Regions from separate parts of the Homo sapiens genome. Here region 1 is linked to region 2. The links are chromatin contacts, found by Hi-C or POLR2A ChIA-PET in ENCODE. All regions are on one chromosome and are shown on one strand. Each heading gives the region's core, a stretch centred on a gene start or an enhancer-like site at or near the end of the contact. The rest is flanking DNA. Distances are from core to core; before and after follow the strand shown. Region 1 has its middle 160 kb from the start of ZFP64. Region 2 overlaps ATP9A (ATPase phospholipid transporting 9A (putative)).

What was found. A loop is a pair of places that touch in the nucleus more often than their neighbours do. ChIA-PET counts read pairs that join two places held with the same protein, here RNA polymerase II (POLR2A). Pooled maps may share reads with other maps.
Region 1: a loop to region 2 is called in a map of endothelial cell of umbilical vein, with 7 times the contacts of the local background. The contact joins two enhancer-like sites. A Hi-C loop is called at or near these places in 1 of 168 maps with a recorded cell type or tissue (endothelial cell of umbilical vein) and 5 of 50 pooled maps. POLR2A ChIA-PET finds 5 or more read pairs at or near these places in 1 of 52 experiments (Caco-2).

What each region holds. Positions count from the first base shown.
Region 1 is chr20:52,029,094-52,036,412 of GRCh38, forward strand. No RefSeq gene overlaps it. Among named protein-coding and RNA genes, the nearest start is that of ZFP64, 160 kb to the right of the region's middle. Within about 2 kb of position 2,303, at least 6 of the 41 ENCODE cell types and tissues checked have a DNase peak (open chromatin) inside an H3K27ac peak, as active enhancers do; they include endothelial cell of umbilical vein, where a contact is called at or near this core.
Region 2 is chr20:51,626,808-51,633,657 of GRCh38, forward strand. ATP9A (ATPase phospholipid transporting 9A (putative)) reads right to left here. Exons shown (of 28, transcript NM_006045.3): 16 at 2,173-2,265; 17 at 793-876. Among named protein-coding and RNA genes, the nearest start is that of NFATC2, 88 kb to the left of the region's middle. RefSeq lists an enhancer at 4,067-5,266. Within about 2 kb of position 4,689, at least 27 of the 41 ENCODE cell types and tissues checked have a DNase peak (open chromatin) inside an H3K27ac peak, as active enhancers do; they include endothelial cell of umbilical vein, where a contact is called at or near this core.

The DNA.
Region 1 (7,319 bases), core at 1,053-3,552, 400 kb after region 2:
GAGACAGGGTCTCACTGCATTTCATAGGCTGGCCTCAAACTCCTGGGCTCAACTTGTGTTCTCACATCAATGTCCCGAGTAGCTGGGACTATAGGTGTGTGCCACCATGCCTGGCTTGTTGTACCTGTTTTTTCTGTGTTCTTTTTAAAAATCTTTTAAAACTGGCTATGAGAAAATTTAACACTACATATGAGTTGAATATAATAAAATGTATTATTAAATAAACAAATAAGCAAAATTAAAAATTTAAAATAAATAAAAATGATGACAATGCAAATAAATATATTATTAAAATCAAACAAAATGTATTAAAATTGGCCAGGCACGGTGGCTTATGCCTGTAATCCCAGCACTTTGGGAGGCTGAGGCAGGTGGATCACCTGATGTCAGGAGTTTGAGACCATCCTGGCCAACATGGTGAAACCCTATCTACTGAAAATACAAAAATTAGCTGGGCATGGTGGTGCATGCCTGTAATCCCAGCTACGTGGGAGGCTGAGGCAGGAGAATCGCTTGAACCTGGGAGGCAGAGGTTGCAGTGAGCCGAGACCATGCCATTGCATGCCAGCCTGGGTGACAAGACTGAAACTCTGTCTCAAAAAAAAGAAGAAAAAATAAAAAATAAAAATAAAAATAAAATATATTAAAATTGTTTCTACCCATTTCTTCTTTCTTCCTCCTCCGTCTCCCCCTCCTCCCCCTCCTCCTCCTTTTCCTCCTCCTCCTTCTTCTTTTCTTCTTCATATTATTATAAGACTGGGTCTCATTATGTTGCCCAGGGTAGATTCAAACTCCTAGGCTCAAGCCATCCTCCTACCTCATCCTCCTGAGAAACTCTGAGACTACAGGCTCACACCACTGCATACGGCTCACCCATTTCTTTTTACCCTTTTAAAATATAGCTACTAGAAAATATAATAGTACATATGGATCTAAATATAATAAAATAGGCCAGGCACAGTGGCTCATGCCTATAGTCCTAGCTACTCAGGAGGCTGAGGCAAGAGGACTGCTTGGGCCCAGGAGTTCGAGGTGGAAATGAGATATGAATGTGCCACTGCACTCCAGCCTGGGTGACAGAACAAGACACTGTCTCAGAAATATATATCTAGTATTATTAAATAAGTAACAAAATAAAAATATATATAATAAATTATAATAGAAATAAACTAAAAATATAAAATATATTAAATTATTTCCATACATTTCCTTTTACTTTTTAAAATCTGGCTACTAGAAAATTTTAGCATTACAGACATGGCTCACATTACTTCTTTTTTTTTTTTTTTTTTGAGACAGAGTCTCACTCTGCCACCCAGGCTGGTACAGTACATTTGGGGCAAGCGTAGCTCACTGCAACCTCTATCTCCTGGGCTCAGCCTCCTGAGTAGCTGGGACTACAGGTGTGCACCACCACACCTGGCTAATTTTTGTATTTTTTTGTAGAGACAGGGTCTCACTATGTTGCCCATGCTGGTCTCAAATCCCTGGATTCAAGCAATCCACCTGCCTCTGCCTCCCAAAATGTTGGGATTACAGGCATGAGCCACCGCGCCCGGCTGCACGTTACATGTCTAATGGGAGCGCTAGCCACATCTTCCTGAGTTGTTCTCCTTCTTCTCATTCAGATCTTTACTTTGTCATCACCTCCCCAGTGGGGTCTTTCCTAACCATGCAGAATCTATGCACTTAGCCCCTGTCCCACTGTCCTGTCCCATTGCTTATTACCACCTGCCATTTTGGGGTTCTTTGTTGTTCGTCTCTCCACTAGAACATAAGCACTTTCTCAATGAAGTGTCTGCTCTCTTGTTCACGCAGCCTGCTAAGTGTTAGAACAGTGTCAGCCTCCTGGTTTTCACTCATAAATATTCGTTGCATCAACTCATCCTGATCATTTCTTATGAAAATTTTCAAGAATTATACAAAACAAACTATAAGTGTACACATACAGCCAATTCAAGGTCTCAGGACTATTTAACTTGAAATTCAACATTGAGAGACAGCATCCTTTTCTACTTTGGATTCCACAGAATTTGATCTAATTATGTTTAATTTGCCACCCAGCCTCCCTGAAAAGTGGATGCACAGGATGGGATGGAAGAAAAGAAAGATACAGTTTGGATTTATGTAGGAAGCATGTTTGCCTGCAGCTTGATAAAAGATCATGGCCTGAACCAAAAAAAAAAAAAAAAAAAAAAATCAATCAATCATTCCTTTCTTGATGGCCATTTTAAATATTTAGCTGAAATTGTCCTCATCTGGGTGTCAGCTGTTTTCTCTGCAAACACCCATCACCCTTGTGGTCACACACAATGCTGGGATGGCGGGGGGAGCCCCAGCTGCAGGACACCTCTTGTGTTTTCAATTTAAAGCCTCTGGGTTGATAGTTCACATTAACATGGAAAGAAATATACAACTTACGAGTTGGGAAAGCAGTTTTTACTCATAAAACCCTTTGATAGTTTAGCCATCTGGTCAGAGTGAAGGCCCCCATAAAAGAGACCCAAATAAGGTTAAAGGGCACAGTCTCTGAGGGTCAAGGAAGCCTACCAGAGTTTGCTCTAGTGGACTCTGCTAAAAGGATGCCTGACAAATTATTGTGCATTCCATAGCTTTTTGCGTAAGTATTTGATTACAGTGGACAGGAATGTTGTTGATATTTTCAACCTTGAGTTGGGGAGGAGGGGAGGCCGGACCTCTGCTTTTCAGACGCTCATAGTCCCTGCCCGTGTGGGGAGACGTGCTCTAAGCATTTTATCAAATGGTGTTTGTTCTGCTCTGGGCTCTATCTGTTCATTCGAAGTCTCTTGGCTTTGGCAATGGTGTGAAGAGATAGTTTCCTCTGTCTTGCGGAGAAAAAAAAACACACAAAAAACCACGTTGCATTTCTCTGACTCGCCAGGAAAGCCCCTCTGCTGTTTTTCTTGCTGTTTAGCAATAAAATCGGAAAGGAGACCACAATACTTGGAGCTCTGTGCTATTTCCGGTGTGAATGTCAACAGAACTCAGCATATTTATGGCTTTATTTCTCAGAGGGGATCACAGACAGAAGGGAATCTGAAGTGACTAAGCGCCACGTTCTTTGGCGGCCTGGACAAAAGCAGAGGAAATCACTTGATTTTATGGAGTCTTTGATAACACAAGTACAGTAAGTAAATGGCAGGTCTTTGAGCAGCTCTAGTACACATCTTAGATTTCTACAAAGTTCCAAGAAGGCAGCTCTTTCACTTGAAATTCAGAAGAATGAAGACATGATCTGAACACACTTCTTGGCGTGGCTTCGGAAGATGTTGTTTGTTATGCCTTAAGGAGAGGGACTGTTTCATTCTGGTAAAAGACACCATACCTGTGAAGGCTTTGTAGCTCTTTTTGCATAAGACTTTGTTGTAGGCCAGGCATGGTGGCTCACACCTGTAATCCCAGCACTTTGGGACGCTGAGGCAGGCGGATCACTTGAGGTCAGGAGTTTGAGACCAGCCTGGCCAACATGGTGAAACCTTGTCTCTACTAAAAATACAAAAACAAGCCCGGTGTGGTGGTGCACGCCTGTAATTCCAGCTACTCGGGAGGTTGAGGCAGCAGAATTGCTTGAACCCGGGAGGTGGAGGTTGCAGTGAGCTGAGATTGTACCACTCCACTCCAGCCTGGGTGACAGAGAGAGACTCTGTCTCAAAAAAAAAAAAAGAGAGAGAGAGAATATGATATTGGTTGCAGTGGCAGCTGTCCTGGGACAATGAAGTAAGACATCAGTGAAGTGCTGAGGAAGGTCATGTGGAGGATAGGACGTGCCCCTGTCCTGGATGACACTGTTGAATCTTTTGGAGATGCAAGATTTTTGTTTTCTGAGACAATTAAACGTCTTTGTCCAAGCCATATTGTGTTACCTTTGTGCACAAATGCATCCTACATGACATATCACATTACAGAAAATATCAGAGGCTAGTAGGTTTTAGAAGTTATAGGATTGGGAAAGTAGTTTTTTACTTTTACCAAATTAAACAAATTAATGCTTGAGAAAATGCTTTGCAAAATGCAAACCTATAGAATCTATGCATACACTATCCATTCCATCAGTCAACAAAAAGTTATTGAGCCCCAAATCAGTTAGGATTAGGTCTGGCTAGGAAAGATAGAAAACTTAAAGTAACAGTGGTTTAAACACAGAGAGAAGTTTATTTTTCTTGCATATCTATAGGCAGTACAGAGCCAATATGGTGATTTCATGATTATCAGGAACTGGGGCTCGTTCTATCTGTTCTACTATTCTCAACTTGTAGTTTTCACTGTGGTTCAATATGGAAGCATGAGCTCCGGAGAGCACGTCAACATTTACCTAGCAGTAAAGAGGAGGGGCAGCAGATAGACCCCACTCCTTCCCTAAGGCTGTTATTGGGAAGTCGCCTGTGACACATGCATTTACATCTCATTTTTCAGAACAGTCACATGACCATACCTAGTTGTAAGGGAAGCTGGGAAATGTAGTCTTTATTCTGGACAGCAAAGAATCCTGTTAACAGTAAGGGTTTCTGTTTATAGGGAAGAAAAGAATGGCTAACTAAGGTAAAGGGCAGCCTCTCCCATAGGTTCCCACCATGTGCCATTTATGAAACACTGACGGCAGAGCATATTAATACGTCAGCTTTGCTATGGTTTGGCTGTGTCCCCACCCAAATTTCATCTTGAATTCCCACGCGTTGTGGGAGGGACCCGGTGGGAGGTACTTGAATCATGGGGGCAGGTCTTTCCCATGCTGTTCTTGTGACAGTGAGTCTCATGAGACCTGATGGTATAATGAGGGGAGTTTTCCTGACCAATCTCTTTGCCTGCCACCATCCACGTAAGATATGACTTGCTCCTGCTTGCCGTCTGCCATGATTGTGAGGCCTCCCCAGCCATGTGGAAGTCTAAGTCATTAAACCTCTTTCTTTAGTAAATTGCCCAGTCTCGGGTATGTCTTTATTAGCAGCGTGAAAACGGACTAACACAAGCTTATACTAGGAAAATAAAGTATGCTTCTCATTATTTATATATTTATTCATTCAACAACTATTGCTTGAGGGCTGTTCGTACGATCTATGAGATATGAGACATTTGGTGATAGAAAAACAAAGCAGAAGAAATCATTATATAATAAGAGAAACAGCTTGATTGGGGAGAGAAGCTTATGACCAATCATCACGAATATTTTTCCCTAAGAGAATAATTGAGGATATGCAGAAAGTTTTTTTTTTTTTTTTTTGAGACAGAGTCTTGCTCTGTTGCCCGGGCTGGAGTGCAGTGGCACAATCTCTGCTCACTGCAACCTCCACCTCCTGGGTTCAAGCAATTCTCTGCCTCAGCCTCCCGAGTAGCTGAGATTACAGGCATCCGCCACCAAGCCTGGCTAATTTTTTTTTGTATTTTTAGTAGAGATAGGGTTTCACCATCTTGGCTGGGCTGGTCTTGAACTCCTGACCTCATGATCCACCCGCCTCAGCCTCCAAAAGTGCTGGAATTACAGGTGTTAGCCACCGGGCCCGGCCACAAAATTTTACCTATATAAGCTCACTGCACTTTTATGTAAACCAGCGAAAAATAGAAAGCAACTGAAATAGCCGGCTATTTTAACGATTAATTGTTGCACATAATTAAAAAACAATCTGGCAAAATCATAGCTAAAGCTAACATATGCCAGACCATGCATCAGCTGTTTACATGTGTTAGCTTATGTGATCCTTATGACAGTCCTACAAGATCATGATTATTTCCCTTTTTCTTCTGAGATAGAGTCTCGCTCTGTTGTCCGGGCTGAGTGCAGTGGCACGATCTTGGCTCACTGCAACCTCTGCCTCCCAGATTCAAGCAATTCTCCTGCCTTAGCCTCCCGAGTATCTGAGATTACAGGCACCCGCCACCACACCCAGCTAATTTTTTGTATTTTTTAGTGGAGATGGGGTTTTGCCATGTTGGCCAGGCTGGTCTTGAACTCCTGACCTCAATAACACCAAGATCTTAACAGTCAGTGGTTATCTCTGGGTGGTGGGGTAGTGGTTAATTTTTTTCTTTCCTTATATATGTATTTTATAAGTTTTTTGCAATGTTCACGTACTCCTTTTGTACCTTACAGAAAAAGGCAGGCCGTGGGCGGTGGGTCGCGCCTGTAATCCCAGCACTTTGGGAGGCTGAGGTGGGCGGATCACCTGAGGTCAGGAGTTCAAGACCAGCCTGACCAACATGGAGAAACCCCGTCTCTACTAAAAATACAAAATTAGCCAGGCATGGTGGCGTGTGCCTGTAATCCCAGCTTCTATGGAGGCTGAGGCAGGAGAATTGCTTGAACCTGGGAGGTGGAGGTTGCAGTGAGCAGAGATCGTGCCACTACATTCCAGCCTGGGCGACAGAGTGGGACTCCAACTCCAAAAAAAAAAAAAAGAAAAAGGCTTTATAAAACTATCTGGAATAATCTAAACTGGAGAGATTGTGCACACAGACAGTGAGGAAATGAAACATGGCGGTGGTTCAGGAAAACAATTCCTTCTACAAAGGCTGGCCTGGGGCCAGGGGTGTTTTGACAGATCTGGGGACTGACTTGACCCAAGGATGACACATTTGAATGTCCTCCCATCTATGGCCAAGGCTTTAATGCTGCATTGAGCTCACGTGTCAAGCTTGCTCCGATGAGATTGTCACTCCCCAACCCTTGCTCCACCCCGTGGCTCCATTTGTCACCAGAAACTGACACGTTTGGATAACACGCTGGCCTTTGCCTTTTTTATTTTTGTTTTTTTGAGACAGGGTCTTGCTCTGTTGCCCAAGCTGGAGTGCAGTGGCATGATCACAGCTTACTGCAGCCTCAACTTCCTTGGCTCAAGTAATTCTCCCATCTCAGCCTCCCAAGTAGCTGGGACTACAGGCACATGCCACTGTGATCAGTTATTTTTATTTACTTATTTTTTTAGAGATGGGGGTCTCACTATGTTGCCCAGCCTGGTATTGAACTCCTGGGCTCAAGCCATTCTCTCGCCTTGGCCCCTCAAAGTGCTGGGGTTACAGGTGTGAGCCACCATGCCTGGCCTGATCCTTGTCATTTTGCCCAGCACTCCTTGGCCCTCTGCCCACTCTCTGCTGACACCTAACACACAGCTCTGCAAAGACCTGTCTCTGGGTCTGACTCTCTCTTGAAGGTGAGCCACTGGCAGGCAGGCATGGGGTCTCCCTAGAGCAGGAGCTATTGCACAATCTGTTAAAAGAACAACCTCCACCTCTCCTTGTCAGAAAGCAACCATTCCCTCTTGCCAATCCAACTTGTTCTCTTCAAGAAGGCCTCAATTTTCACGTTT
Region 2 (6,850 bases), core at 3,439-5,938:
GCACTTTGGGAGGCCAAGGCTGGTGGATCACCTGAGGTCAGGAGTTCGAGACCAGCCTGGCCAATATGGTGAAACCCCATCTCTATTAAAAATACAAAAATTAGCCGGGCATGGTGACGGGCAACTGTAATCCCAGCTACTCCAGAGGCCGAGGCAGAAGGATCCCTTGAACCTGGGAGGCGGAGGTTACAGTGAGCCAAGATCACACCACTGCACTCCAGCCTGGGCGACAAGAGCGAAACTCTGTCTCAAAAAAAAAAAAAAAAGAAGAAGAAGAACAAGAATAAGAAGAACAAACCAGACTTGTAAAGTCCCTGTCTTCAAAAATATTTTATTCCCGAAAGGAGATGGATAAGATGAATGTTAAAAAAAAATATATGAACAGGGTCAAGTTTATATTCTTCTGGCCTCTCCAGATTCAACTCCTAGACATATTTTTTGGCCCCAAATGGTAGCACGCGATGACAGTGACAAATGCAATGAACAAAGTGAAATGGTATGATGGATGGAAAGTGAGAAGGAGCCTTAGACAGGTGGTCCAGGAAGACTTCTTGGAGGACGTGGCTTTTGAGCTGAGACCCAAAAGAAGCGAGGAAATGGGCCATGGGGCTCTGTGGGTGAAGAGAGTTCCAGGCAGACAGAACGGCAAGTGCAAAGGCCTTCAACAACAGTGAACCCAGTGTGCCCAGAAATGACATCAGAATGGCTCGCATAGGATGAGGGATGGTGGAAGGAGTGACTGGGAGGCAGGTGGGGCTGCAAAGGCAATGGAAAGGTCCCAGAACAACTTACTTCAAAGTCCTGATACTGCTCCTCTGCAAGAGACTTCTTTGCCACCACGAGCACCCGCAGCCCTTCTCGGGCCATGTTGCCACACTGAAAAATAGACCACGGTCGAGTGGGAGCGGTGCTGAGAGCTCCTGACCTCACTGGGGAAGGACCAGTGCCCAAGTGGATGTGCCCCTCCCACAGGGTCAGAGAAAATGGCAAATCAGAAAGTTGCTTTCCCCTACGGCAATCCTCCCTGGAGCAAGCTTTCTATAGGGGAAGTTGCAGAGAGGCAGCCGGTGAGCCAAACACAGCCCACCCACAGGTCGTCTTCAACTAGCACATGTATGTTTCCAAATTTAAGTCAACATTGTGCGGTCTCACACACAAATCTGGACTGCTGAATGGGTGGAAAAACTGAGCATCTGACAAAACCAGGTGCATTTTCCCAAATAACCACAATCAATGATGGCTGAGGAGCAGTGGCCTCCACGTGTTCCCAGGAAGTGGAGGTGTCAAGTGAAGAACACTCCAGCACGTTTTACACGCAAAGTGCAACTCTGCTCAAAATCACAACCTGTTTGTTCATTTGCATTAACTGCCAGGCCCCTGTAGGCATTTGAGTTTGCAACCCTCAAACTGAGAATCTTATGCAAAATGTAAATTCCCCCTAGAGCTAAGAGATGGGACAAAAATGGCCTGAAAACTGCCTCCCTCCTGCTGCTGGCCAACTGTCCACGTCACAAACTGGGTTGTGCAGCCTCTGATGTGGCCCCTCCTGGAACTCACATTCTGGTATAATCGCCTACCCTTTGAGTGTGTGCTGGACCTAGTGACTTGTCCCTAACAAACAGAATGGGCAAGAGTGAGGGGATGTCACATCTGAGATCAGGTTAGTAAAGACAGTGACTTCCATCTTGTTTGCCCTCTCCTGTTCCATCACCTGCTCTCTTTGTTGAAGCTAGTTGCCAGGCTGTGAGTGGCCCTATGGGAGAGGCCCACCTGCAAGGAATAGAGGGCGGCCTCTGGCCAACAGTTGGCAACAACCTGAGACCCTTAGTTCAACAGTCCAAAAGTAGCTGAATGTAGCCCACAACAACTGAGCTTGCTCACAAATGGATCCTGCCCTGGTCAAGTCTTGAGATGAGACCACAGCCCCAGCCAACATCTGAATTACGGCCAGTGGGAGGCCCTGAAGCAGAGGATGCAGTTCAGCCACACCAGCATCCCTGACCCACAGAAACCATTATATATTAAATGGGTGCTGCTTTAAGCAGCTGCATTTCAGGGTGGTTTGTTACACAGCCACCGATAACAAATACAGAGACCCACCTTACCATGCAAGGGGCTGCCTCTGCAGAACATGCTTCCAAGGCCTGGTTTAACTTCCTGCATCACACTTACCTCTTCCTCCAACCAGTCATTGTACTGCACAATGCCAGCCATGACCACATCTGCTCCCTTCATGTAAAACGTAATTTCTCCAGTTGATTCATCCTAGAGAGGGAGGCCGGAAGGAATGAGAAACTGAAAGGAACACCCTCTTTCAGCGGCAAAGCCCGCTTCCCATGACAGACAGTGTACAAAGTGCACTTAACAGACACCAATGTTTTTTCAGTTGGCTGAAGATGAAAAGCGAGAAGGGGCCTCATTTAGGGGCAAAGGCTACAGAAAGTAAAAGGAAAACTCAAAGCACTTGGAAGATTTTCAATGATGAAAGAAAGATCAAATGGATTTAAGACCTTTGTTTTGAAAGTTATTACTATTTCAACTGGAATAGACTCACATGCTATGATTTTAGATTTACACTTGGGACTGCAGATATCATCAAACTGTGGTCCACTGAAAGAATAGGGAAGATAAGGACTAGAACAGGGAGTCTCAACCTCGTCACTGTGAACATTTGGGGCCAGATAACTCTTTGCTCTGCAGGGCCCCTCCTGTGCACTGTACAATGTTGAGCAGCATCCCTGGCCCCTACGCACTAGATGCCAGTCATACACCCTCCATGGTGACAACCAGAATGTCTCTAGACTTTAGCAAATGTCTCCTGGGGGCAAACTGACTGTCTCAGCTGAGAATAATTCCAGATCCCTAAGTCTAACTAAGGACTTGCCTAGAGATCCAATTACCCAGAGTTTCAGTTCACCCTAACCAGATTTTCTGGGTAGTGGGTAGCACCATGGCACAGGCATCAAATGCTTGGACCAAGTACCAGTTTCTAGTTGTGTGCAGCTGGACAAGCTACTCCTCTTCCCTAAACCTCAGTTTTCTCATCTGTAAAACAGGAATCAAGCATGTAGCACAGAGACTGACACATGGAAAGGACCCCTCAGTGGTATAACTGCTGCTGGGATGAGAGTGATTTCCCAAGTCCCCCAGCCATACTGTACGTAGAGAACAAGGCTCAGCCCAGTACTCTCAACAGGGCAATGTGGCCCTCCAGGAGACATGTGGCAATGTCTGGAGACACTCTAGGTGTCACAACGCAGGCAATGTCCTACTAGCATCTGACGGGTGGAGGCCAGGGGTGCTGCTCACCCTCCTACATCACACAGGACGCCCCCAACCACCACCAGGAACTCCTCCAGCCCTAAAAGTCAACAGTGCTGAGACTGAGAAGTCCTAGCTCTGAGGAATGACGGCGCAGCCACAGATCCTTCCCCCATTTTCCCCCAATGATTCGCGTCACTGGGAGGTGGGAGGCAGTAAAGATAAGCAAGAAAACTGAGCATGGCCATCAATACCTTGTGCCTAAATTTTGCTACTCCAGGAAGCCCAGAATAAATGCCCGGAAAGTCTTCATTGAATATGGAACCGTGGAGACAAAAGTGACTGCATCTCAAGCTGGGTGTGGTGGCTCACGCCTGTAGTCCCAACACTTTGGGAGGCTCAGGTAGGTAGATCACCTGAGGTCAGGAGTTCGAGACCAGCCTAGCCAACATGGTGAGACCCTGTCTCTACTAAAATTACAAAATTAGCTGGGCGTGGTGGTGCATGCCTGTAATCCCAGCTACTCAGGAGGCAAGGCTGGAGAATCACTTAAACCTGGGAGGCGGAGGTTGCAATGAGCTGAGATTGCACCATTGCTCTCCAACCTGGGCAACAAGAGCGAAACTCCATCTTAAAAAAAAAGTGACTGCATCTCAGGTGCAAATGCGCCATGCTGACTTCTGATTAGCCCAGTCCCATGAACACCCCCGATTCCTACTTAATTCACCGTCCTTCACATAAGAACATGTCAACCTTGATGTTATCGCACAAATTACAGGTGATGAAACATACAGCTTTCTTGCCTCTCCTGGAAGGTGCCCGTAATTGTCCTGCTGGGGCACGCGGACCCTTTCCCTGTGGTATAAGCCCTGGGTCTAGGGAGTAACAGTATGGACATCCACCTGTTTTCCTGCCGCCCAAAACTACACTTCTGTCTGTTCGGCTCCCCCAAAAACCACGCTTCTATCTGTAAGTTTCCCCCAATAAAACACCCTTTAACGACAAACTGGATTTGCCTGCCTTGTTCTTTGGTTTCAGGCTCCTTTGGAGGCCACTTTGTCTATGCAGCCCTTTCATGGAACAGAAATATCCAAAATCAGATTAGTGGTAGAGTTTCCTCTTTTAGAATAACTTTCAAATGCCCCTTAATCACCAACAATCTTTTAGAACAACATGCTGACTCATAAGAGCACCCCCAGGCCAAGACAGGCACCCACGTTTAAAAGCGTTCAACTGCACACTTTATCTCTGATAGACTGTGGCTATGCCTGCTCTTGACGCAGGCCAAAGAGAGCTGTGGGGTCTGCACATTAAAGAATCAGAGGTTTTATTTTTTCCTTCCCCCCGACAACCAAAGGGTGCTCAACAACATGTGGCTGTAGGAAATGATGCTCCCAGCCCAGCTTCCTCACTAAGAAAAGGGCTTGAGTGAGTTCAGAAGTTCTGTCCAATATAAATACCGCATCAACGATCCCCTCCCATGAGTCACTTCCTCCCACGGAGTTCATCACAAGTTTATTTCGTTCCCATATTATGGCAAGATTACGCCATAAATTTACAGAGATCGGCCGGCTGTGTGGCATTGTTTGGGGGCCTCATCTTTTCCCACCGTGGTCTGCATCTGGCACCTGCTCAAAGGCCTCTTTTAGTCCAGCAATGACAGCGCTACGATGATCTACAGCCACGATCCAAACCCGTGGCTCCACGTGGGAAGGGGGAGAAGGCACTGGAACATCTTGTACGCCACAAAAACAAAACAGGGACACAACCTTCCTGCAAAAAGACATCACACGAGTCCTTCTCCAACCTTGCCTGATTTCTTAAGAGACAGACATTCACACAAGGAAATGGCCTTGCTTTGTGGGTGCAAGAAGGTGCCATCTTGCACTGTGCGTGCACTCACACATGTTTAAAAAAGAGACAGGGGAGACCCAAACTGGGGCTGTCCACAGTCACTAAACCAAGTCAAGAGAATTTTTCTTTTTTTTCTTATTCTTTTTTCTTTTTCTTTATTTTTTTGAGACAGGGTCTTGCTGTGTTGCCCAGGCTAGAGCGCAATGGCACAATCACGACTCACTACAGCCTCGACCTCCTGGACTCGAGTGACCTCAACCTGGACCTCCTGACCTCAACCTTCCCAGTAGCTGGGACTACAGGTGTGCACCACCATGCCCAGCTAATTTTTTTGCTTTTAGTAGAGGTGGAGTCTGGCAATGATGCCCAGGCTGGACTGAAACTCGTTGGCTCAAGTGATCCTCCTGCCTTGGCCTCCCAAAGTATTACAGGCAGGAGCCACCGTACCAAGCCTAGGAGAAGTTTTATAACTGAACTAAAACTTCCTCACATCAGATAACTGGACAGTCATTTGCATAGAGCATTTGGGTTATATGAACACATCATAACAGGGTTTCTCAGGCCCTTCCTCAGGTGGGGGCTGTCCTGTGCATTGCAGGATGCTGAGCGGCATCCCTGCTCTCCACCTATGACATGCCAGTAGCACTCTCAGCCTCTGGTTGTGACAACCACAAATGTTGCCAGACATTCTCGAATGCCCCCAGGATGAGAACCATCACATTAGAGGAGTGTGGTGAGGTTTGTGCCAAGGGGAGAACTAGTCCAAAAGCCCCAGAGGCCCAGTTCCACCAACCCAACCAAAGATAAAGAGGTCAGAAAATGAGAAAAAAATAGCAAAATAATACTTATTTCATTAAAGACAACCTCACCAAGATGGACATTCACAGCACTATTTTTAGTAGTCAAAACCAAGAAAAAAGCGAGGCGCAGTGGCTCACACCTGTAATTCCAGCACTTTGGGGGGCCGAGGCTGGTGGATCACCTGAGGTCAGGAGTTCGAGACCAGCCTGCCCAACATGGTGAAACCCCGTCTCTACTAAAAAATGCAAAAATGAGCCAGGCGTGGTGGCAGGTGCCTGTAATCCCAGCTACTCAGGAGGCTGAGGCAGGAGAATCACTTGAACCCAGGAGGCGGAGGTTGCAGTGAGCTGAGATTGCACCACTGCACTCCAGCCTGGATGACAGAGTGAGACTCCATCTCAAAAAACAAAAACAAAACAAAACAAAAAAACTGAAATTGAGAAACAGCCTAAGCAGCCAAAAAATAAGTTAATGAATGAAATAGTGGCACATTCTTTCAACAGAACGCTGCACATGCGTTAAAAATCATTAAAATCAGATTTTAATAATACGAAAAAATTCTCATCGTATACATATAGTTCAATGAGGGAGGAAGTTTAGGAAGCCTTCTATGGAGTTCAGTGATAATTTTACAAAAATGTGTGTGGATATTTACACTCGGATATGCTTAGAAAAGAGACTGAAAGGAAATCCCTTGAAAAGGTAAAAGGTCTTTTGTTGGGTGAAAATGGAGATGAACTGGTCAGGCACGGTGGCTCACGCCTGTAATCCCAGTACTTAGGGAGGTTGAAGCGGGAGGACAGCTTGAGGCCAGAAGTTTGAGACCAGCCTGTGCAACACAGAGAGACTTTGGCTCTACAAAAAATTTAAAACTTAGCTGGGTGTGGCAGTGCATACCTGTAGTCCCAGCTACTTAAGAGGCAGAGGCAGGAGG